Regions from separate parts of the Homo sapiens genome. Here all the other regions are linked to region 2. Evidence: read pairs that join two places in POLR2A ChIA-PET (ENCODE). Cell type or tissue: Caco-2. All regions are shown on one strand. Each heading gives the region's core, and the rest is flanking DNA. Links, peaks and the distances in the headings are about the cores only.

Region 1 (5,511 bases), core at 295-5,294, 190 kb before region 2:
GTACACATACATGTATATGTACATATATACACACATACATGTATATTAGATGTATGTACATATATATATGCTTGTGTGTATATATATGTGTGTATGTGTGTGTGTATATATATGTATATAATTTTTTGTTTTTGAGATGGAGTCTTGCTCTATCGCCCAGGCTGGAGTACAGTGGCATGATCTTGGCTCACTGCAGCCTCCGCCTCCCAGGTTTCAGCGATTCTCCTACCTCAGCCTCCCGAGTAGCTGGGACTACAGGTGCGCACCACCACACCCGGCTAATTTTTGTATTTTTCAGTAGAGACAGGGTTTCACCATATTGGCCAGGCTGGTCTCGAACTCCTGACCTTGTGATCCGCCCACCTCAGCCTCCCAAAGTGCTGGGATTACAGGCATGAGGTATCACGTCCAGCCAAAAAAAAAAAAAAAATTAAATTTAAATTAAATTAAATTTAAATTAAATTAAAGTGGCCAATTCATCAACGTGACATAACAATCCTAAACATTTATGCATCTAATAGTAGCTTCAAACTATATGAAGCAAAAATTATAAAGATAAAGAGACAAATCCATAATTACAGTCTGAGATTTCACTACCTCTCTCTCTAATTGATGGAACAAATGGAAAGAAAAATTAGTAAGAATACAACAGCCATAAATAATGTATAAGCAGGACAGGCGCAGTAGCTCACGCCTGTAATCCCAGCACTTTCAGAGGCCGAGGCAGGTAGATCACCTGAGGTCAGGAGTTCGAGACCAGCCTGGCCAAAATGGTGAAACTCCATCTCTATTAAAAATACAAAAATTATCTAGGGGTGGTGGCAGATGCCTGTAATCCCAGCTACTCCAGAGGCTGAGGCAGGAGAATCACTTGAACCCGGGGGGCGGAGGTTGCAGTAAGCCAAGATCGCACCACTGCACTCCAGCCTGGGCAACAAGAGTGAGACTCTGTCTCAAGAAAAAAAACCTAAAATTCACATGGAACCACAAAAGACCCCATATAGCCAAACCAATCCTATGCAAAGAGAACAAAGCTGAAGGCATCAAATTACCAGCCTTCAAAATACATTACAAAGCTATAGTAACCATAACAGCATGGTACTGGCATAAAAACAGACACACAGACAAATGGAATAGGATAGAGAACCCAGGAAAAAATCCACGTATTTATAGCCAACTGATTTTTGACAACAGCACCAAGAACATTCCTTGGTGGAGGGACAGTCTTTTCAATAAATGGTGCTAGCTTTGGGAGGCTGAAGTGGTAGGATTGTTTAAGCCCAGGAATTCTGAGACAAGCCTAGGCAATAGAGTAAGACCTCATCTCTAAAATAAAATTTAAATTTGAAAAATCAAAAAATGGTGCTGATCAAACTAGATATTTAAATGCAGAAAAATGAAACTAGACATCTATTTCTTACCATATACAAAAATCAACTCAAAATGGATTAAAGACTAATATGTAAGACCTTAAACTATGAAACAACTAAAAACATAGGGGAGGCCGAGGGCGGTGGTTCATGACTCTAATCCCAGCACTTTGGGAGGCCGAGGTGGGAGGATCACTTGAAGTCAGGAGTTCAAGACCAGCCTGACCGACATCACGAAACCCCATCTCTACTAAAAATACAAAAATTAGCTGGGTGTGGTGGTGCGCGCCTGTAGTCACAACTACTTGGGAGGTTGGGGCAGGAGGATCACTTGAACCCGGGAGGCGGAGGTTGCAGTGAGCCGAGATCGTACTACTGCACTCCAGCCTGGGCAACAGAGTGAGACTCTGTCTCAAAAATAAATAAATAAAGTAATAAAATAAAAACATAGGTGAAATACTTTAGGACACGGTTCTGGGCAAAGATCCTATGAACATGACCTCAAAAGTATAGGCAACAAAAGCAAAAGTAGACAAATGGGATTATATTAAATTTAAAACTTTCTGCACAGCAGAGGAAACAATCAACAGAGTGAAGAGACAACTAAAGAATGGGAGAAAATACGTGCTAACTATTCATTCAAGAAGGGACTAATATCCAGAATACACAAGGAACTCAAATAACTCAACAGCCGGACAAATGAGCTGAACAGACATCTCTCAAAAGAACACATACAAATGGCAAACAGGTATGTGAAAAAATGCTCAACATCACTAATCATCAGGGAAATGCAAATTAAAAATCACAATGAGATATCCTTTCATCCCAGTTAGAATGGACACTATGAAAAATATTAAAAATTTCTCTGCATCCCTGAGGATGCAGAGAAAGGAGAACTCTTATATATTGTTAGTAGTAAAGTCAATTAGTACAGCTATTATGGAAAACAGTATGGAGGCTCCTCAAAAAATTAAAAATATAATTACCATATGATCCAGCAATCCCCCTACTGGGTATATATCCAAAAAGAAGGAAATCAGTACATCGAAGAGATATCTATGTGCACTCCTATGTTTATTACAGCACTATTCACAATAGTCAAGATATGGAATCAACTGAAGTATCCATCAACAGATGAACAGATAAAATGTGGCATATATATATACAATGGAATACTATTTAGCCATAAAAAAGAATGAAATTCTGTCATTCATGGCAACATGGATGAACCTGAAGGACATTATGTTAAGTGAAGTAAGTCAGGCATAGAAAGATAAATATTGACCGGGTGCAGTGGCTCACGCCTGTAATCCCAGCACTTTGGGAGGCCGAGGTGGGCGGATCACAAGGTCAGGAGTTTGAGACCAGCCTGGCCAATATGGTGAAACCCTGTCTCTACTAAAAATACAAAAATTAGCCGGGCATGCTGGTGGGCGCCTGTAATCCCAGCTACTTGGGCAGCTGAGGCAGGAGAATCACTTGAACCCAGGTGGTGGAGGTTACAGTGAGCCGAGACTATACCACTGCACTCCTGCCTGGACAACAGGGTGAGACGCCAGTCTCAAAAAAAAAAAAAAAAAAAAATTAATTGAAGGAGGGGTGACAGGAGGGAGGTGAGAGTAGTCATATGGTGTGATGGAGACCAGTTTCAGATTTACCCACATAATACTTTTCAAATGTTCTAAACTGATAGGATGATGGTTGCACAACTCTGTGAATATACTTAAAAACACTGAAATGTTTATCTTAAGTGAATCATATGATGTGTGAGTTAAATCTAAATACAGCTGTTTTTTTCAAAAGAATCAATTTCAAGAAGGATTTTATGACCTCTTAAAGAATGCTTCTTATGTTCTAACCAAACAGACAATATTCTGCAGATCCAGTACCCACCAGTTTAAATGTCAATCATCTTTTACACTTGATCTTAGCCAAAAGGCCGAGAAGCGATCCATCATCTTTTAAAATCAGATACATAACTCAAAGAATTCTTGTACAATGGCAAGCAGTACAGTCTTCTTTCTTGCTGTTTTATTTCCCACCCAGACCCAGGTTAGGTTACATTAAATCTTGTCACAAAAAGATAACAGTTACGTATCTGGCAATAAAATTCTATGTTAGCCCCCGGGAACAGTAGCTCACACCTATAATCCCAGCACTTTGGGAAGCCCCTGAGGCAGGAAGATCACTTGAAGCCCGGAGGTCAAGACCAGCTTGGCTAGCAAAGACTCCTCTACTAAAATTTTTTAAAAATCAGTCAGGCATGGTGTTGAGCACCTGTAGTCCCAGTTACTAAGAGCTCAGGAGTTTGAGGCTGCAGTGAGCTATGACTGTGCCACTGTACTCCACCAGCCTGGGTGACAGAACCAGACCCCATCTTAAAGAAAAAAAAAAAAAAATTCTATGTTAGCTTAAGCTCCAAGAGATTTTTTTTTAAGTGTAGCACATCATTAGTTTTACATTTATCATGAAATGAATTAGCCCATTTCACCAATAATAAACAAAGAGATAGAGCATTTAGGTAATTTTCCCAGAACCTCAGGCTTCTAAAACACTGTCCCACCATTCTATCAAGGAGCTTTTTTCTAAGATGTTTTCTTACCTGGTTTCAAAGGTGTGACAATAGCTTGCTGAAGATTAGCCTTTCTCAAAGGAGTTTTGCCCTGAAAAAGCCCTCCAGTTCCATTCTTCCCCAGTAACTTATTCTCCAAATTGGCCTTCTCCTCTGTGAAAAGGGAAGATCATCATTGTCTGATCAGCAAGGAAGCAAAACAAATCACTATCACGCATTTAAAATGCAAACTAAAGCTCCCTACCAGTACACTTCCAACTCATGTGGCAAGTACAAGCAAAGTTCTAGCAATCAAAAGAAAAAGTACACATTACACATCCGAGATAGACTATAAGAACAATCACTAAAAACTGGCAACATTGAACAATGTATTATAAAAAAGGAAAAGTACAGATTCTGCATTGTGAATAACTCCTTATCTTTGTTTGGTACACATTTAGGGTCATACAAATATGAACTGGCTTTATCTACTCCCTAAATATATCATGTTCCTCTTAAAGAAAACTGTAACCAGCCGGGAGCGATGGCTCACACCTGTAATCCCAGCACTTTGGGAGGCCGAGGCGGGTGGGTCATGAGGTCAGGAGATCGAGACTGTCTTGGCCAACATGGTGAAACCCCGTCTCTACTAAAATACAAAAAATTAGCCAGGCGTGGTGGCACATGCCTTTAATCCCAGCTACTTGAGAAGCTGAGGCAGGGGAATCGCTTGAACCTGGAAGGTGGAATTTGCAGTAAGCTGAGACCGCACCACTGCACTACAGCCTGGCGACAGAGCAAGACTCCATCTCAAAAAAAAAAAAAAAAAAAAAACGAAAGAAAACTGTAACCATCAAAAACTGTAGGGCTTACAAGAGATACTGTATAGTCTTACAGAGTTTCCTCCTCAGTGGGGTGGTGGGAGGAATAAGGGGTGTGTGAGGGTAGAGCAGAGCTAGGTTCTCTCAAGAAATTTTATCTTAGATTCTACTGTGCCCAGAAGTCAGTACAAAGCAGTGAAGGGTCTGTTCTACCAACAGCCTACTGATAGTTTCAGGAATGCAGTGAGACACAGCAATAACTACCCTGTGCATGTACATTCTGATTGCAACTGTGTAGAAAGATGTGACTATTTATTTGGGAAAGAAATTGGAAAGTAATATATTAAAACTGAGGTAGTTTTGTTAGCCAAAAGAACTCTGGCAAAAACAAAAAGAAAAAAAAATAAAAATGTTTTAAAACTAAGGTAGTTTTGGAAAAATAGTGGGGTCATTTTTTTTCTTCCAAATTGTATTTAACAGTATTCTTAGGCTAATCTTTTCTTTTCTTTTTTATTTTAAAGAAAAGCTTAGAAAAAGAAATCCTCAGACAGCCCAGCCATTTCCTTACAGTTCCAGTGAAGCAAGGGCATGGGGAAGATCCCCGCAGGACAGCTGGCCCTTGTATTTATTTACCCTTCCTCCCACACCACTTCCAACAGACGACTCCTCTCAGGATCCCCACTAGATGCCATTAAAGTCCTTTTCCAAAAAATGGCACCTGTCAACACATTTGGACAGTGCACTATACGGATAAGTACAGCTGCAATGG
Region 2 (5,457 bases), core at 458-5,457:
CCAAAGTACTGGGATTACAGGCGTAAACCACTGTGCCCGACCTTTTTTTTTTTTTCTTTTTTTGATAAGGAGTCGTGCTCTGTTGCCTAGGCTAGAGTGCAATGGCATGATCTCGGCTCACTTGCAACTTCTGCCTCCCGCGTTCAAGAGATTTTCCTGCCTCAGGCTCCCAAGTAGCTGGGATTACAGGCACCCACCACCATTCCTGGCTAATTTTTGTATTTTTTAGTAGAGACGGGGTTTCACCATGTTGGTCAGGCTGGTCTCGAGCTCCTCACCTCAGGTGATCCACCTGTCTCGGCCTCCCAAAGTGCTGGGATTACAGGCATGAGCCACCGCGCCCGGCCAAGAAAATTTTTTAGAGATTGGGAGGAGTCTTGCTATGTTGCTCAGGCTGGTCTTGAACTCCTGGCCTCAAGCATTCTACATCCTTTTGCGTCCCAAGTGCTGGGATTACAGGTGTGAGCCATGTCCAGCCTAATTAAAAAACTTTTCTTTTTTTTTTTTTTTTGAGACGGAGTTTCACTCTTGTTGCCCAGGCTGGAGTGCAATGGCACCATCTCGGCTCACTGCAACCTCCACCTCCTGGGTTCAAGCAATTCTCCTGCCTCTGCCTCCCGAGTAGCTGGGACTACAGGCGCGTGCCACCACACCCAGCTAATTTTATTTCATTTTTAGTAGAAACGGGATTTCACCATGTTGGCCAGGCTGCTCTCAAACTCCTGACCTCAAATGATCAGTCCGCCTTGGCCTCCCGAAGTGTTGGGATTACAGGCGTGAGCCACTGCACCTGACCATATTTCTTTTTAATACAGACAGGGTTTCACCATGTTGGTCAGGCTGGTCTCTAACTCCTGACCTCGTGATCTGCCTGCCGTGGCCTCCCAAAGTGCTGGATTACAGAGGTGAGCCACAGCGCGCCCGGGCCAAAGTTTTAAAAATACAAAATGAGGCCGGGCGTGGTGGTTCACGCCTCTAATCCCAGCATGTTTGGGAGGCCTAGACGGGCGGATCATGAGGTCAGGAGATGGAGACCATCCTGGTTAACACGGTGAAACCCCGTCTCTACTAAAAATACAAAAAAAAATTAGCCAGGGTGGTGGTGGGCGCCTGTAGTCCCAGCTACTTGGGAGGCTGAGGCAGGAGAATGGCATGAACCCGGGAGGTGGAGCTTGCAGTGAGCCGAGATTGCGCCACTGCACTCCAGCATGGGCGACACAGCGAGACTATGTCTCAAAAAAATAAATAAATAAAATAAAAAAAAAATGCAAAGTGAGCAGGGTGTGGTAGCACGCACCTGTAGTCCTAACTACTCAGGAGGCTGAAGTGGGAGGATGGCTTGAGTGCAGGAGTTCAAGGTTACAGTGAGCTATGACTGCCACACTGCACTCCAGCCTGGACTACAGTGAGAGCCTGTCTCAAAAACCAACAAGCAAAATACCCACCCACACACAGCTTAGTTTACATATATAGCAAAAATCTTCTTCCAAGCCACCTAACTCCTTTGTATATTCCTTGCCCTCAAATTTACTCAAAATAGTATCTCCCTTTTTTTAATATTTTGGAGACTCTTCCATAAATATCTATTGAGAACACACTATGTGTGATTTCCATGTATTTATTTATTTTACTTAATCCTCACAGCCATTATGTAGACGAGGAAAGTGAAGCTCAGAGATGGGAAGTCACTTGCCTGAAGCCGCAGGTTGGTAAACATTAGACTCTAGGTAATTTGATAATTTGTGTCCATTTATGAAGTGCCTGCTGTAGCCAGGCCCTCAGGATTGTCCCAAACCTTTATAGTCACTCTTACAACAAATACTGAGTGCCTTCATGTTTCAGGCAATGGGCCAAGTGTTGGGGCTACGGTGGAGAGGAAAACAAAGGCTTAGCCCATGGTTGAGGGAGGTTCAATTGTTCACCCCATTTTTCAGGTAAGAAAACCAAGGAAGAGAAGGGAAAGAAAGTGTCCTGAGATCACACGGTCACACGAAAATAGCTGAGGCACGGCGCGGTGGCTCACGCCTCTAATCCCAGCACTTTGGGAGGCCGAGGTGGGAAGATTGCTTGAGCCTGAGTTCGAGACCAGCCTGAGCAAGAGTGAGAACCGCCGTTTCAACTAGGGGAAAAAAAAAAAAGCCAGGCGTGGTGGGACACACCTATATTCCCACCTGAGGTGGGAGGATCGCTTGAGCCCAGGAGGTCGAGGTTGCAGTGGGCCGTGATCGCGCCACTGCACTTCAGCCTGGGCGACAGAGTGAAACCCTGCTGCACAAATAAAAGAGAAAAGGGAAAAAGAGCGGAGACAGGCAGCCCCGCTTTACAGGTAGGGAAAGTGAGGCACAGAGAAGTAAAACGACCTACCCAAGGAAACCCATCTAGTAAAGGCAGGGACCGGGATCGCAGGCTCTTGGAGCTCACCAGTCCCCGCCGGGCGGTGCTTGGCCCCTCCTTCCCCTCCGGCGGGCGTGGCCCGGCCGGGCCCGCCCCCTCCCCTGCGCGCGTTCCTGGCAGCCCGGCCGGCGTTTCCTGCCTGCGTCGCTGAGCTGGCGGGCGGGCAGCCCATCTGGCGGCCCCCGCGGGGCGGCGCGGGGAGGCGGCCCAGACTTGCTGGAGCCAGGCGCCGGCCCGGGGGCCCCCCTGCCCGCCTGGAGAACCCAGGTGTGGCCGCGGCGGGGGTGGGGGGTGGTGCTTTCCTTCCCGCTCGCTCGGCCCTTCCTGACGCACCAGGGCAGGATGCAGCCTCCTCCCGTCCTCTCCTCGGCCTCCGCCTCCCGCGCCCTGGCCCGGAATGCTGGAGGGAATCCAAACGCAGGGCGGGGAGGCAGGGGCAGGCCCCTGAGGCCCCGCCCCTGATAGCCATTTGATACCACCGCTAGTCTTGCCCGTGTTTGGGGTGACTCAGCTTCCCTGCTTGTGCAAGAACAGCTGAACTCTGACCTCCTGAATGGCCGACTCTTGCCTTGCTCCTCAGGGACCCCAGACACGATCGTAGGAACCGGAGGTACTACTGCCCTAAGCCATAGCGCTTGACATTATCCATTTATTCAGCAGTTTCAAGTCGCGGCAAGCGGCGTTTGACCACTTCTGTTCCCTGCCCAGTGCTTAACTGGTACCTGGTGCCGGCCTGATGGAGGCTCTGAAGGCTTTCCCTCAGAAAGCTGGACCCGCCCTGGGAAGCAGGTCCTAACCCCCCTTCACAGTCGAGCACAAGACCGCTTCATTCACACTGCAGGAGCCAGCCCTGCTGTCAGACTGACGGTGCCAAACCCCCTTCTCCAATGCTGCCCCCAAAAGGAACCAGGGATCCATTATCCTGATCATGTCAAACGGCACCACGGTGAATACGAGTCTTGGAAGCCAGACACTCTGGGTTCACATGCCCCCTGGGCCCGCCCTTACGGTCTCTGCCTCAGTTTCCCCATCGTAAGAATGATGTAGGTACCTCAAAGTGTTGTTACAACGATTAAGTAAATCTTAAGATACATTTGAAACTTGAACACGGGTTTCAATTGTGCAGGTGCACTTAAACGTGGACTTTTTTTCTACCTCTGCCACCCCTGAGACACCAAGACCAACCCCCTCCTCTTCCTCAACACAGAGACCAGGATGAAGATCTTTATTTATGATGATCCACTTTCACTGAATAATTTTTTTTTTTTTGAGACGGAGTCTCACTCTGTCCCCCAGGCTGGAGTGCGGTGGTGCAATCTTGGCTCACTGCAACCTCCGCCTCTTGGGTTCAAGTGATTCTCCCACCTCAGCCTCCTGAGTAGCTGGGACTACAGTCGCCTGCCACCATGCCAGGCTAATTTTTGTATTTTTAGTAGAGTCGGGGTTTCACCATATTGGCCAGGCTGGTCTCGAACTCCTGACTTTGTGATCCGCCTGCCTCTCTCGGCTTACTGCAAGCTCTGCCTCCCGGGTTCAGGCCATTCTCCTGCCTCAGCCTCCCGAGTAGCTGAGACTACAGGCGCCTGCCATCATGCCCGGCTAATTTTTTGTATTTTTAGTAGAAACGGGGGTTTCACCATGTTAGCCAGGATGGTCTCGATCTCCTGACCTCCTGATCTGCCCATCTTGGCCTCCCAAAATGCTGGGATTACAGGCATGAGCCACCATGCCTGGCTCTTAGGATTTTCTTAATTACATTTTCTCTAGCTTACTCTATGGTAGACAGTGTAGTACGTATAACATACAAGATGTTTTGACTGTTTATGTTATCAGGTAAGGCTTCTGGTCAACAGCAGACTATTAGTTGTTTTGCGGGACTGAAAAGTTATACAGATTTTCGACCATGATGGGTTGGTGCCCCTAATCCCTGTGTTGTTCAAGGGTCAGTTGCACTAGCATAATGCTAGTCACGTGAAATACAGTCAGTGCACACTGGGGTCTCAGCAGGGCTGGTTTTCCCCTTGGAACCCTCTCTCTTGTCGCAGTCATGGGAGACTGAGGCACAGAAACAGAATCTAATAAAGCAGGGTAGAACTTGGGTTCTAGAGCAGTTTCCTAATAATCCACCCCAAACCAGGTGAGGCTGGCATCTAGCCCACTCGGGGCCCTGCCCAACCACCCACACCCCCTCCCCAGCATGCAGGCCCAATCCTTGCCCGGCCTGGTGCCATTTTTCCATGGGACTCTGATGGTGGCGGTTCACATCTGGAGTCTAGACTCGCAGGCTCTGCGGGCCAGGCCTACCGCCTGGGCTGGGCCACCACTGCCCGCTGTTTGCTCAGCTGAAGCTGGTTAATTGGAATTACAGTGGCCTCTGCGGTGCCGGCTGGCCGGGCGGGCCCTAGTCCGCTGCTCCGGAGGTCTGTGGAACATCTGGCTGGACCAGGACAGTCATTAGGTGGCAGGCGCTCGGCGCCACTGCCACCTCAGCCTCTGCCGGGGGCTGGTGGTGACTCAATAAGGCCTTTGTGCGCCCTGGGCCGCAGAGCCAACCATGCTATGTGCCTGGGCCGCCTGCCCCATCTGCCTCAGAGGGGCCTTGTTCCAGGACCACATGGCCTCAGAGTTGGCTGGAGTGGGTAGAGATTCCAGAAGCCCCTGAAAGGGAACCCCCCTCCCTGAAAGGAAGAAGCCTTTTGAAATTTTCTACCCCTTTTCCTTCCTATAGAACCCTGGAGCCAGTAAAATTGGGTGGCTGGGGCTCAGGGATGCCCAGCACACCAGCCAGTGACTTGGTCCCAGGGGTCTGGGGAGGAGCTGCGGTCCTTAGGAACCTGGAATTGTTTGGCTTGGCTAAGGTCAAATCGATGTCCATGGGCAAGCTGCCTCAATTCCCTCATCTGCACAGCGGAGCGAATAATAGCACATACAGCCCAAGACTCAGAAGGAAGTGAAATCCTATATCAAGGTGCTTAGTGCATGTCAATACCTAGTGAGGGTATTACAGTCATACTCCTGAGTCTCTGGTCATGATTGTCCTTTGGCCACTTCCAAACTGGAAGC
Region 3 (5,511 bases), core at 381-5,380, 230 kb before region 2:
CCTTATTAATTGTTCCAGCTCAATCTTATTTGACGGATGTGGAAATTGAAGCCCCCAAAAGAGGAATAACTTGTTAAAGGTTACCCATCATTTCTCTAACCGGAGTGAGATTATAATCCCACCCTTCTTCCCAAAAGACACATCACAGCCCCAGGTAGAGTCTTTGTTTTGTTTTGTTTTGCTTTGTTTTGTTTTTCTAGATGGAGTCTTGCTCTGTCGCCCAGGCTGGAGTGCAGTGGCATGATCTTGGCTCACTGCAACCTCCGCCTCCCAGGTTCAAGCGATTCTCCTGCCGCAGCCTCCTGAGTAGCTGGGATTACAGGCGCCTGTCACCACGCTTGGCTAATTTTTGTATTTTTAGTATAGACAGGGTTTCACAATGTTGGTCAGGCTGGTCTCAAACTCCTGACTTTGTGATCCACCTGCCTCGGCCTCCCAAAGTGCTGGGATTACAGGCGTGAGCCACCGCACCCAACCTCCTGGTAGAGTTAAGAAAGACTAAGAGCTTTCTCCTTTCAAATCTGATCTAAAGTAGAGACAACAAATCTACTTGAAAATGTGGCATCCCAAGACTTTAAAGAACATAACTAGAATTATCTCCAGAAAGGCTTTGTTAAATGCCAATGAACGTTGTCTCTGGACATGGGTGTTAGTAATGTTGACATCATATCAGCCAAAAAGAGCTTTCCATTCAGCAAATGTGCAAGCCAGGATAATGTCATTAACTATGCTTTTGGGAAGGGCTTCTATTCACTTTCAAGCTTATATTTTAATTACAAACATAGACTGGTAAGTGGTTTGAGAACCACCATTTAAAGTTTAGAGACAGCAGACACCAGGACTCCACAATGGCATCAGTCATACCAATGAAGAAGAAACTCATTCATGGATGTCATATTAGTAGAGCTGCCAAGCTGGATACTGATTTTACCACCAAAGGCATTGTTGAAGCGTTTCAAAGAGGTTACCACAGATACTATTAAATACAACAAGCATGACAACATGAAAAAAGGGAGTGTCACCAGGGTTTCCATGGTGCTGGCAGCTTACGTGCCTTTTGGCCACTGCCTTTCTTATAAGGAGCTCAAACATAAGAACCACCGAAGAGGGGCCAGTGTGGAGAGCACACTCCGCACTCTTGACCATAACCTCCTTGGCCCAGAATCCCTCCATGAGGAATGTGATCATTGCTGAATCTTTTTATCCAAATGAAAATAAACCTCCAAATAAAAGATGACTAGTAAACAATAATAATAATAAAGTTTAGAGACAAACATGATGTGTTAGGGGGAAGCAAATGCAGACAATTCTGTCCTGCAAATAGAGCTAAGAAAAATCCTTTGTAAAATAAGCACTTTCAATGTGGAGAAGCAAACTCAGAACAATGGAATAGCATCCTGCTGTTAAAATTGGTATTTACAAAGTATGCAATAATACAGGAAAAATGAGTTACTATTATGCTAAATGAAAAATAATACCAGCTGGGTGCTGTGGCTCACGCCTGTAATCCCAGCACTTTGGGAGGCCGAGGCGGGTGGATCACGATGTCAGGAGTTCAAGACCAGCCTGACCAACATGGTAAAACCTCATCTGCACTAAAAACACAAAAATTAGCCAGGCGTGGTGGTGCGTGCCTGTAATCTCAGCTACTCAGGAGGCTGAGGCAGGAGAATTGTTTGAACCCGGAAGGCGGAGGTTGCAGTGAGCTGAGATCATGCCACTGCACTCCAGCCTGGGCAACAGAGGGAAACTCCGTCTCAAAAAAGAAAGAAAAAGAAAAGAATACTATATATATACATATACATATATATATATACATACACACACACACACACACACACATATATATATATATAGAGAGAGAGAGAGAGAAAAGCTCTACTATGTATAAAACCAAAGTTTTACAAAAGAAAAAAAAAAACCCCACTCATCTGTGTCACAGAGTGTCCCTGAGTATGGTGATAGAGGTGCGTCAGTGCAAGGCTACAGCCTTCTCCTCTCTCTTCACCACTAAGCAAGCTTAAATAAGGCTGCCCCAGACTGCTTTTCACATTACAAGTTATGACCACTGACTAGTATCTTGACCCACTGGAAATGTCTCCCACCCTTGCTCCTGAAAGAAGACCTGAGACCATCAGTGCCCAAACAAGCTGGGCAATAGCACTTGGATGCAACTCTTCATGCATTCACACACCTGCAATGTTCTGGGACACCAGTCCCATGCTATGTGGGTCTCTTCAGATCTGACAGCCCAAGTTTCTATTTCCTCTCTGACCAATAATGCTTTAAAAAAAAAAAAAAAAAAAGGTGGGGGAAGGGCATTTGATGCCATCAGACCAGGTTTAGTCTGTTGAAATCATTCTTTCATGATAAAACCTAGTACTTGCTTAGGCCTTTCCCCTGACCCTCCTGGTCTGAGTGAAATGTCAGCATTTGTGAAGCTGTTTCAGGAAGCTGATACTTTCAGCACATAGAGCCATGGTTTGGCCTGAGCCCAGACTCTTATTCATTTACGAGGAGAATAGCAAAAATCATCAAACATTTCCAATGTCAGCAACCTTTACTACAGCTTTAGAAAATAGAGTAGGTGTGCAAGAAGACAGGGAAACAAGTAAAAAGCATGCTTTTGTCCCCAGGCTTTTTTGTAGCAACTACACTGGCTTCAGCTGGATAACAAATTGTCCTGGAATTCTTGGCTTTGGAGCAAACATGTCAGCTCCCTGGTTACGCCTTCGTCATTGCCCAAAGTACCACACACTTTAACCTTCCTGCTCTTTCCATAGGCCTGGGTTTGTCCCGTATCCAGGAAACTTTATATGTTGTCTAAACTGAGCATCCCAGCAGGCTACGAGGCAGATGGCAGCTCAGGATTCAGAATGTTGACCAATTCCTACCTGGATCCACACCACCAAGCTGTAACTCAGCCTGCCTCTGCAGAAATAGGAGCCCAGCCACGTGGCTAACAGCTTTTTTAACTGCTGCTCTCAGCAATGAGGAACTTCCCCAGCAGACAAGATTCAGTAAGACGGCCTTCATCGAGAGAAATGAAAAGGAAGCAATATCAAGATTGATCCAACAGGATATACAGGTTCAACCAAACACTCAAGACAATACGCAAGCCCCCAAAGCTCAATTAAGCCAGGAGGAGATGAGGACCAGGTGCTGCTACCTTGCCCTCTAGTCCTTGGGACCTCAGGTCACAAACCCAGGACATCATGCAGGTCTGCCTCCATGTCACTAGATTGTCATAAGAGGCTTCATACTTGTCAGGAAGGAAGCCAGGACATGCCTGAGGTGGCACCTGAACTACATCTTTAAAATGCACAACATGTATGAAAAAACCAAGGTACAGAGTGTAAAGTATGATGCTATTTGTGTAAAAAAATAAGAGAAGGAGGGTAGGTAGGAGTATGTATAGGAAGAAACAGTCTCTGCAAGGGAACTTAAGAAACTGGCAGCACTATCTCTGGGGAGGGGAGCTGAGCAGTTGGGAAGAAAAGGCAGGAGGAAGACTCTACGTTTGTATCTTTTCAATTCAGAACTATGTGAATGTATAACCTTTTAAAGAACAAATTAAAATTTTTAAAAATGCATAATGCTACTACTATCTTATTTCTTTTAAAAAAAATGCTCTATGTGTGTGCTCAGAGAAAACATTCTGGAAGAATCCTATTGCGAACCATGGGTTACACTGGGACGTGGGAGTAGGGGAAGGAAGGAGACTTTCGTGTTTTATTTCATACAGTTAGTAGCATTTTACTTGTTTCCAAAAGGCAGTACTACTTTTGCAAATTTTACTTTAAAAAAAAAAAAAAAAACCTTTACAAACTGCAACCTCACTTTCAAAAACAATCCCTAAACTCCCACAGCACTCTGTCTCACATTACTGAATCACATCCCATCTTGTGTTACGATTATTCGTGTCCAGGTCTCATCTCTGTTAAATGCTGGAGCAACTGCAACTTTGTTCTGTCTACCATGCTGGCTCCACTTCCCAGGGACAAGACTCTAGAAAAAAGACCTGGTAAGGAATAAAACAATCAAAATGGTAACCAAGCAATTACACAGGACAAAACAATCAACCAAAGCTAAGAGTGAGCAGTAATCTTATACATATATTAATTAGTACAAGAATATCGCTGGGCGTTGTGGCTCACGCCTGTAATCCCAGCACTTTGGGAGGCCGAGTCAGGCAGATCACCTGAGATCGGGAGTTCAAGACCAGCCTGACCAACATGGAGAAACCCCCTCTCTACTAAAAATACAAAATTAGCCAGGTGCATGCCTGTAATCCCAGCTACTCGGGAGGCTGAGGCAGAATTGCTTGAACCTGCAAGGCAGAGGTTGCAGTGAGCTGACAACACGCCACTGCACTCCAGCCTGGGTGACAACAGCAAAACCCCGTTTCAAAAAAAAAAAAATATCAGCAATAGGAAATCATGGCCAAGTTAAAAATGCACTGAAAACAAAGCAGCATGCTTCCCAGATTTCCCAGAATTCCCAGGAATTCTGACAATCTGCATGTGTGTATGTGCTAGGAGCTTTGCAAAATAGCCAAGCAAAGGCCAGGCATGGTGGCTCACACTTGTAATCCCAGCACTTTGGGAGGCTGAGGTGGGCAGATCCCTTGAGGTCAGGAGCTCGAGACCAGCCTGGACAAAATGGCGAAATCCCGTCTCTACTAAAAATACAAAAATTAGCTTGGTGTGGTGGCATGTGCCTGTAATCCCAGCTACTCAGGAGGCTGAGGCAGGAGAATCGCTTGGAGGCAGAGGTTGCAGTGAGCCAAGACAGTGCCACTGCAGTCCAGCCTGGGTGACAGAGCGAGATCTCCCAAAAAAAAAAAAAAAAAAAGGCGAGCAAAAAGTAGCAGCTAAATTCTTAAAATTCAGTAAATTCTTATCTCAGGATATGTTCTTTATTTAGGAAAATTCCTGAGTGACCTGAGTGTGGAAAGATGATGCTCCTATTAGCACATGGCCTGAAGGGATGAATAAAATAATTTTTCTGTAAAATGCAAGCAGAAAGTTTGAGTTTCTGGGAAAAATGGGAGAGTGTGCTAGAAAAATGAAGGTGATGTGCGGTGGTCCAGAAAAAGAGGGCTCAGTACTAGGCAAGAGACCATGTGGTGGAGGAAAAGATTGCCCCTGGGAAACTGAGAAATTTTGGGAAGCAAGAGGCACTGAATGTTGACATCTCAGTGTTAAGCTACTTTCTCTAAAGTAATGTAACTCCTCTTTGTGGCCTCTAACAGACTGTCACTTATTACCACTGACATGAGTTTGCACAGGGGATTATCCAGAATGGAGCAAATGGGGCAGAAGGATCCCTCACATCCATAATTCTCAGTAACACTCCCAAAACCCTCAATCTGAGGGCCGGATTTATTCCCCTGCCTGAAACAACAACGAACAAAACCAGACAAGGTATATGAAAAAATGATTCCAGATGGAAATACATGAATGATAGTGATAGAGGAGAAATGCTGATACCAGTAGAGAGAAAATCTAC
Region 4 (5,511 bases), core at 368-5,367, 110 kb before region 2:
CATTACCTTATTTATTTATTCATTCATTCACTCAGTCAGTCAGTCAGTCACTGAGCACCTTCTGCCTAGTAGGCCCTGGACAACGGCAGCTCTGATGCTTCTTCTCTCCTAATATAAAGCAAGCTACCCTGACCCCCGCTCCCACTGGAGCCTGTCTACTCTGTGGCCTGGCATATGCCTGGCGGTAATGTGTGTGCTGAAAGTGGAATAGCCACAGCCTAGGCAGAGCCCTGCCCTCCCTTTGCTGCACTGTCTCTGTCCATCTCTGCCTTCCTCATCTTATTGCCATCCACACTTTGAGGCCTGGTGAGCAAATGATTTTGCTTCCATGAGAGCAGCAGAAATAGTTGCTTTATCTCTTTCTTCATATAGGTCCTCATAGTTATCAAACTGGAAAGAAATCCCCAAGGGCCTCTTCTCTCGCCTTTTATAGATGGGAAACAGAGGGCCAAGAGGGCAGGCAACTCCCACAGTCCACATCTAATTCATCAGCAAATCCTTTCAGCTCTACTTTTATTGATTGATTGATTGATTAAGAACAGTATCTTGCTGTGTCTTCCAGGCTGAAGTGCAGTGGCGCAGTCATGGCTCACTGCAGCCTCAGCCTCCTGGGCTCCAGCAGTCCTCCCACCTCAGCCTCCGGAATAGCTGGAACATGCCATCACGCCTGGCTACTTTGTGTCATTTTTTTGTAAAAATAGGATTTTCCCATGTTGCCCAGACTGGTCTGAAACTTTTGGACTCAAGCAGTCCTCTCACCTCGGCCTCCCAAGTGCTGGGATTGTAGACATGAGCCGCTACACCTGGCCCAGCCTTACTTTAAAAAATAAATTCTGAAACTGACTGCTTCTCACCAACTTCCCTGGCACCATTGTGGCTAAGCCACTGTCATATTTTCCTGATTATCTCACCAGACCCCTGGAGATCTCCACCCAGCAGCCAGACGGACGCTATTTAACACCAAGGTCAGGTCATGTCCTTCCCCTGCTCAAAACCCTACAGTGCTTTCCCAGGACAAGCCCAAGTCTTTAAATGGCCTACCAGGCCCCACACAATCGGGCCCTTGGCTACCTCCAGATCTCATCACCACCAGTCTCCTCACATTCACTGGACTTCAGCCACACTGGCATTTTTCCTGTTCCTGGAGCACCTCAAGCGTGTTCCTGCCTCTGGGCCTTTGCACTTGTTCCCACAGCCTTTTCTCAGATCTTTGCAGTGCCTGTTTCCTCATTTCATTCAGGTCTCTGATCAAATTCACCTCCTTAAGAAGTTGTCCCTGACCATGGATTCTAATCTTACCTTCTTCCATGTTTCTCTGTACCCCCTTTCTCACATTTATTCTTTCTTAATGCATCACCGTCTGACATGTTTATTGCCTGTCTCTTCCCATTTGATTATAAACTCATACAGGTACGAATTTTCATTCTATTTAGTCACTGCTTTATCCCCAGCGCTTAGTACAGTGCCTGACTCTTAGTGGGCACTTAATGAAGATTTGTTGAATGACTGAGTGTCCAAAGCTAGGGAAGGCAGCCTGTCTGGGCCTTCCTACAACTCCATAGGTCAGCCTGGCTTACAAATAGGTCATGTCCCATCTTAGAAAACTCATCTAATAGCTTCACCAAAGCTACGTGGCATCACTTTTGTTTCCAAGATAAAGATCAGACAGAGGGAGGAACTCTCTCTGCAAGTACTGTCCTTGCAGATCTGGCTTAGGGGAAAGTGGGTTCATCACTGAGTAGCCTCAGCACACTCTTCCCTTTCTCACCCCTCAAGGCACCCAGGGAACCAGGGGGGAATGCTACTTCCATGTACTTAAAGTCATCTCTGACTTCGAAGGCCTAAGAATAGCAGATTCTCAGTAAATATTGGGTAGGTGAAAGGGTGAAGGAAAGAAGGTCTTAGTAAAATCTCTTCATGTATCCTGTTGCACTGGTAAATTTAACATGCTGTGAAGTTGAATGCCCTCACTAGTAACCAGGGGCCTCAGGCAAAGTCTCATCACTTCGCTGAATTTTAGTTTCCTCATTGGTAAAATGGGAACAGCACCTACTTGCAAGATTTTGAGAATTCAAACAGTAAATATTAGTTCAGCAAATACTAGCTGTTACTTTTTGTTTGTTTATAGCTACAAATAAGAGAGACACTATGAGAAGCACAAATGGAGCCACTGATTTTTTAGCTATAAAAAAACAGGCTGGGTGCAGTGGCTCATGCCTATAATCCCAGCACTTTGGGAGGCTGAGGCAGGCAGATCACTTGAGGCCAGGAGTACGAGACCAGCCTGGCCAACATAGCGAAACCCCATTTCCACTAAAAATACAAAAATTAGCCTGCAAAAATACAAAAATTAGTGTGGTGGCACATGCCTATAATCCCAGCTACTCAGGAGGCTGAGGCACAAGAATCGCTTGAACCCAGGAGGCAGAGGTTGCAGTGAGCAGAGATCACACCACTGCACTCCAGCCTGGGCGACAGAGACAGAGTGAGACTTCGTCTCAATTAATAACGATAATAATAACAACAGCAGCAGCAGCAGCTAACATTTACAGAACGCTTACCATGGACCATTGAACTCTGCTGCTAGGCCTGTGAAGTAAGTACAGCTGTTTTCATTTTGCAGCCGGAACACCAGGCTTGGAGGGGGAAAGTGTCTTGCTCCAGGTCCTGCAACCAGGTAGTCACAGAACTAGGGTTGGAAGCCACACTGTCTCACTCCAGGGTAGGGAGGCCTGAGACCAGGCTGTGCTCTGTCCCTGTATGAAGCCTTGGAGGTATCCCTTCACTTCCTCTGGGCCTCAGTTTCTTACCTGCTCAGGATCGAACCACACATCTCTGTGACGCTCTGAAATTTCTGGTGGTCCACAGGCCACATCAAGTGGGACAGTGAGTTGCTTCCAGGCCTCCTGGTGGTGGTGCTCTGGGTATTGACTGTGAACAGCACACCTCTGGGTGCCCCCTCCCTCGACATCAGGCAAAGTACCCTAGCCCTCTTCTCACCATCTCAGGCATCTTACTGTTCTGCACCTTAAAGGGGTAATGGACTGGGGCAGAAATGAATAGGGTAGAAAACAAGAAGGAACCCACTCCCTTGTCTGGTGCAGATCAATGTTGGATGCTGCAGAGAAGAGTATGAGGCTGACAGTCAGTGGATGTGGGTTTTGTTTCCCAGTTCCATCACATCACAGAATAGAAGGAAATGCAACACCGTGGGTGCCTTCAGCCCTGAGTTTTTGGTTACATGGGGTGTGAGCATTCATCTGTACAGTGGGGAGAGAAGGGTGTTGCAGGGATTTGCTCCCTTCCCCAAATCCTCCAGAGCTGTTGCCTTCTGCTGTGGAATTCCAAACATTTCTGATCAGATAAAGGTGGCTGAAAATACTTGGGACTTGTCTGGACTAGTTGGAGGCGGTGCTGGGGTGAAGAGGTCGAGGCCACAGGAGCTAGAGCGTGGAAAGATCTAGCCTTGCCCAGGAGTCTGCCTGGTCATAGATGTGCCTATTGCTCTCTTCCCCTGGAATCCTGCAGGTTCAGAGCAATGCCCAGCGGGCTTTGAGGTGGAGAAGGATCAGACTCCTTTGTGGCAACAAGTTCTCCTACTTCAGAATGTTGCTTCTCAATTTACACACTAATTACTGGATCTTTTGGATACCCCTGAGAGAGAGAACCCTGGTAGTCACTCATCTGTCTGCATGAGTTACTTTCATTCTCCTTATGCTGTAGCCCTAGACGGAGCCCTTTGAGATGATTCCCACTTCATTTGACAGTTGGGGAAAGGCCCATACTTTCCCAGAGTCTCAGGCAGGGGAAAGGACTCACCTGCAAATCAGCGATGGAACTGGGAAACAAAATCCACATCCACTGACTGTCAGCCCAGTACTCTCTTCCCCACAGCATCCAGCACTGATCTGCATCAGACAAGGGAGTCGCCATAGCTTTGGGTGGAGAGGAGGAAGGAGAAGCTGCTTTGGACTATGGAGCACTTGGGGTCAAAGACCTCAGAAAGAAGTCCTAGTTTTTGGAGATTGCTACCCCATTCCTGCCTGTTGCCTCAGCACAGTGCAAAAGATGCCTTTTCTAGAACTTTCCCATAAGCTTCCTGTCCCCTTTCCTTATCCTGAGAGAAAGTGTCTGGAGAATACTGGACACCTTGCATAATCACCTGCTATATTGGGGCCTCTTTCTAGTTTTGCCAGGCAGTGAGGAAAGGGATGAAGAGAGTGGGAACTGGCCTTTCTTCTCTTCCCTCCTCTCTGTCCAACACTCAGCCAGACTCTTCAGCACCTTCTCTGGACCCAGCACTGGGCAAGGCCTAGGGGACAGAGCCCATGGTCAGATGGGGGAAGAAGTGAGCAGCTAGGCTCCTTGAGAAAGTGACCTGTGGATTAAGACCTCAGAGATAAGTGGGACAGAGCTTGGTAGAAGCACCAGTGTGGGCAAAGGTCCTGAGTCTGAACAGAACATGGCATGTGAGGAATGAAGCAGCCTGGCCCTAGGTGAAGCTGAGAAAACCCTGCAGGCCCTTGTAAGCCATAGAGAAGGCTCCGAGACACAAGCTGAGCCATGGTCTACTAGTAAGAACAATAAACCAGACATTTACTCAAAGTTAACTATGTGCCATGCACAATTCTAAGACCTTTACATGTATTAATTTGAATCCTCATGGTATTCTTTTGAAATAAGGACATTTTGGGCCAGATGCAGTGGCTGACGCCTGTAATCTCAGCACTTTGGGGGGCCGAGGTGGGTGGATCATTTGAGGTCAGGAGTTTGAGACCAGCCTGACCAACATGGTGAAATCCAGTCTCTACTAAAAATACAAAAAAATTAGCCAGGCATGGTGGTGCATGCCTGTAGTCCCAATTACTTGGGAGGCTGAGGCAGAAGAATCACTTGAACGTGGGAGGCAGAGGTTGCAGTGAGCCAAGATTGTGCCACTGCACTCCAGCCTGGGCGACAGAGTGAGACTCTGTCTCAAAAAAAAAAAAAAAAATTAAATAAGGATTTTTTTAATCCGCATTTTACAGATGAGGTCAAAAGCAAAATATCTTAATCTAGTTTGCAAGACTTATTGGTTCTCTGCCTGCTCTGTGCTCTGGCAGCCCAGCTTGGTAGAGAAGTAGAAATTAATTGCCTTTATCCAGATAGCACTTCCATTTCACAAATGAGACAACTGATACTTGGAGGAGAGCAGGAGAGCAGCAGCGGAGAGAGAGCAGAACTAAGACCAGCCAGTCAAGGGAGACAGAGGGAGACGAGCATCAGCTCCCTGACAGGGAAGAGTTTTCCAACGGGGCTGTCCGAAGATGAAATGTCCCACCCAGGAAGGAGGGAGCTCTCCATAAGTGCATAAGGAGAGAATGCCCTCGAGATGACTACCAACTCCCATGGGTGTGGACCATCAGAATGAAACAGACCCACTGTGGGACTTCAGCACTCCACCCTTCTGAACCCTGTCTGTGAAATGGGGGTGTTCGTGGTGAGCTTGAGTATTACATGGAAGGTTGGATG

What was found. ChIA-PET counts read pairs that join two places held together with the same protein. Peaks named below come from ENCODE experiments on the same cell type or tissue, not always from the same donor. Only the 100,000 strongest peaks of a DNase experiment are listed, where the experiment ranks them.
Region 1: POLR2A ChIA-PET joins it to region 2 with 10 read pairs; 6 of 35 experiments call an interaction of 5 or more read pairs at or near these places.
Region 3: POLR2A ChIA-PET joins it to region 2 with 17 read pairs; 3 of 35 experiments call an interaction of 5 or more read pairs at or near these places.
Region 4: POLR2A ChIA-PET joins it to region 2 with 11 read pairs; 10 of 35 experiments call an interaction of 5 or more read pairs at or near these places.

What each region holds. Positions count from the first base shown.
Region 1 is chr20:31,758,641-31,764,151 of GRCh38, reverse strand. TPX2 (TPX2 microtubule nucleation factor) reads right to left here. Exons shown (of 18, transcript NM_012112.5): 4 at 3,973-4,095. Among named protein-coding and RNA genes, the nearest start is that of TPX2, 22 kb to the right of the region's middle. In Caco-2, for the core only: no CTCF peak of the experiment used is centred there; no DNase peak of the experiment used is centred there.
Region 2 is chr20:31,570,346-31,575,802 of GRCh38, reverse strand. HM13-AS1 (HM13 antisense RNA 1) reads left to right here and starts at 2,540. Exons shown (of 3, transcript NR_046853.2): 1 at 2,540-2,661; 2 at 2,880-3,004. It overlaps LOC107985416 (a long non-coding RNA gene), which reads right to left and starts at 2,793. Exons shown (of 3, transcript XR_005647051.2): 1 at 2,365-2,793. RefSeq lists silencers at 589-758, 2,261-2,840 and an enhancer at 2,642-3,183. In Caco-2, for the core only: a CTCF peak has its summit at 3,098; a DNase peak (open chromatin) is centred at 2,752; H3K4me3 peaks cover 1,862 bases.
Region 3 is chr20:31,804,099-31,809,609 of GRCh38, reverse strand. It overlaps the pseudogene ATP5MFP7. Among named protein-coding and RNA genes, the nearest start is that of MYLK2, 13 kb to the left of the region's middle. In Caco-2, for the core only: no CTCF peak of the experiment used is centred there; no DNase peak of the experiment used is centred there.
Region 4 is chr20:31,676,665-31,682,175 of GRCh38, reverse strand. All of the region lies in intron 2 of BCL2L1 (BCL2 like 1), which reads left to right. BCL2L1-AS1 (BCL2L1 antisense RNA 1) reads right to left here. Exons shown (of 4, transcript NR_187576.1): 2 at 3,820-3,908. Among named protein-coding and RNA genes, the nearest start is that of BCL2L1-AS1, 4.3 kb to the right of the region's middle. RefSeq lists an enhancer at 5,097-5,511. In Caco-2, for the core only: a CTCF peak has its summit at 2,895; DNase peaks (open chromatin) are centred at 2,895, 3,415 and 4,435.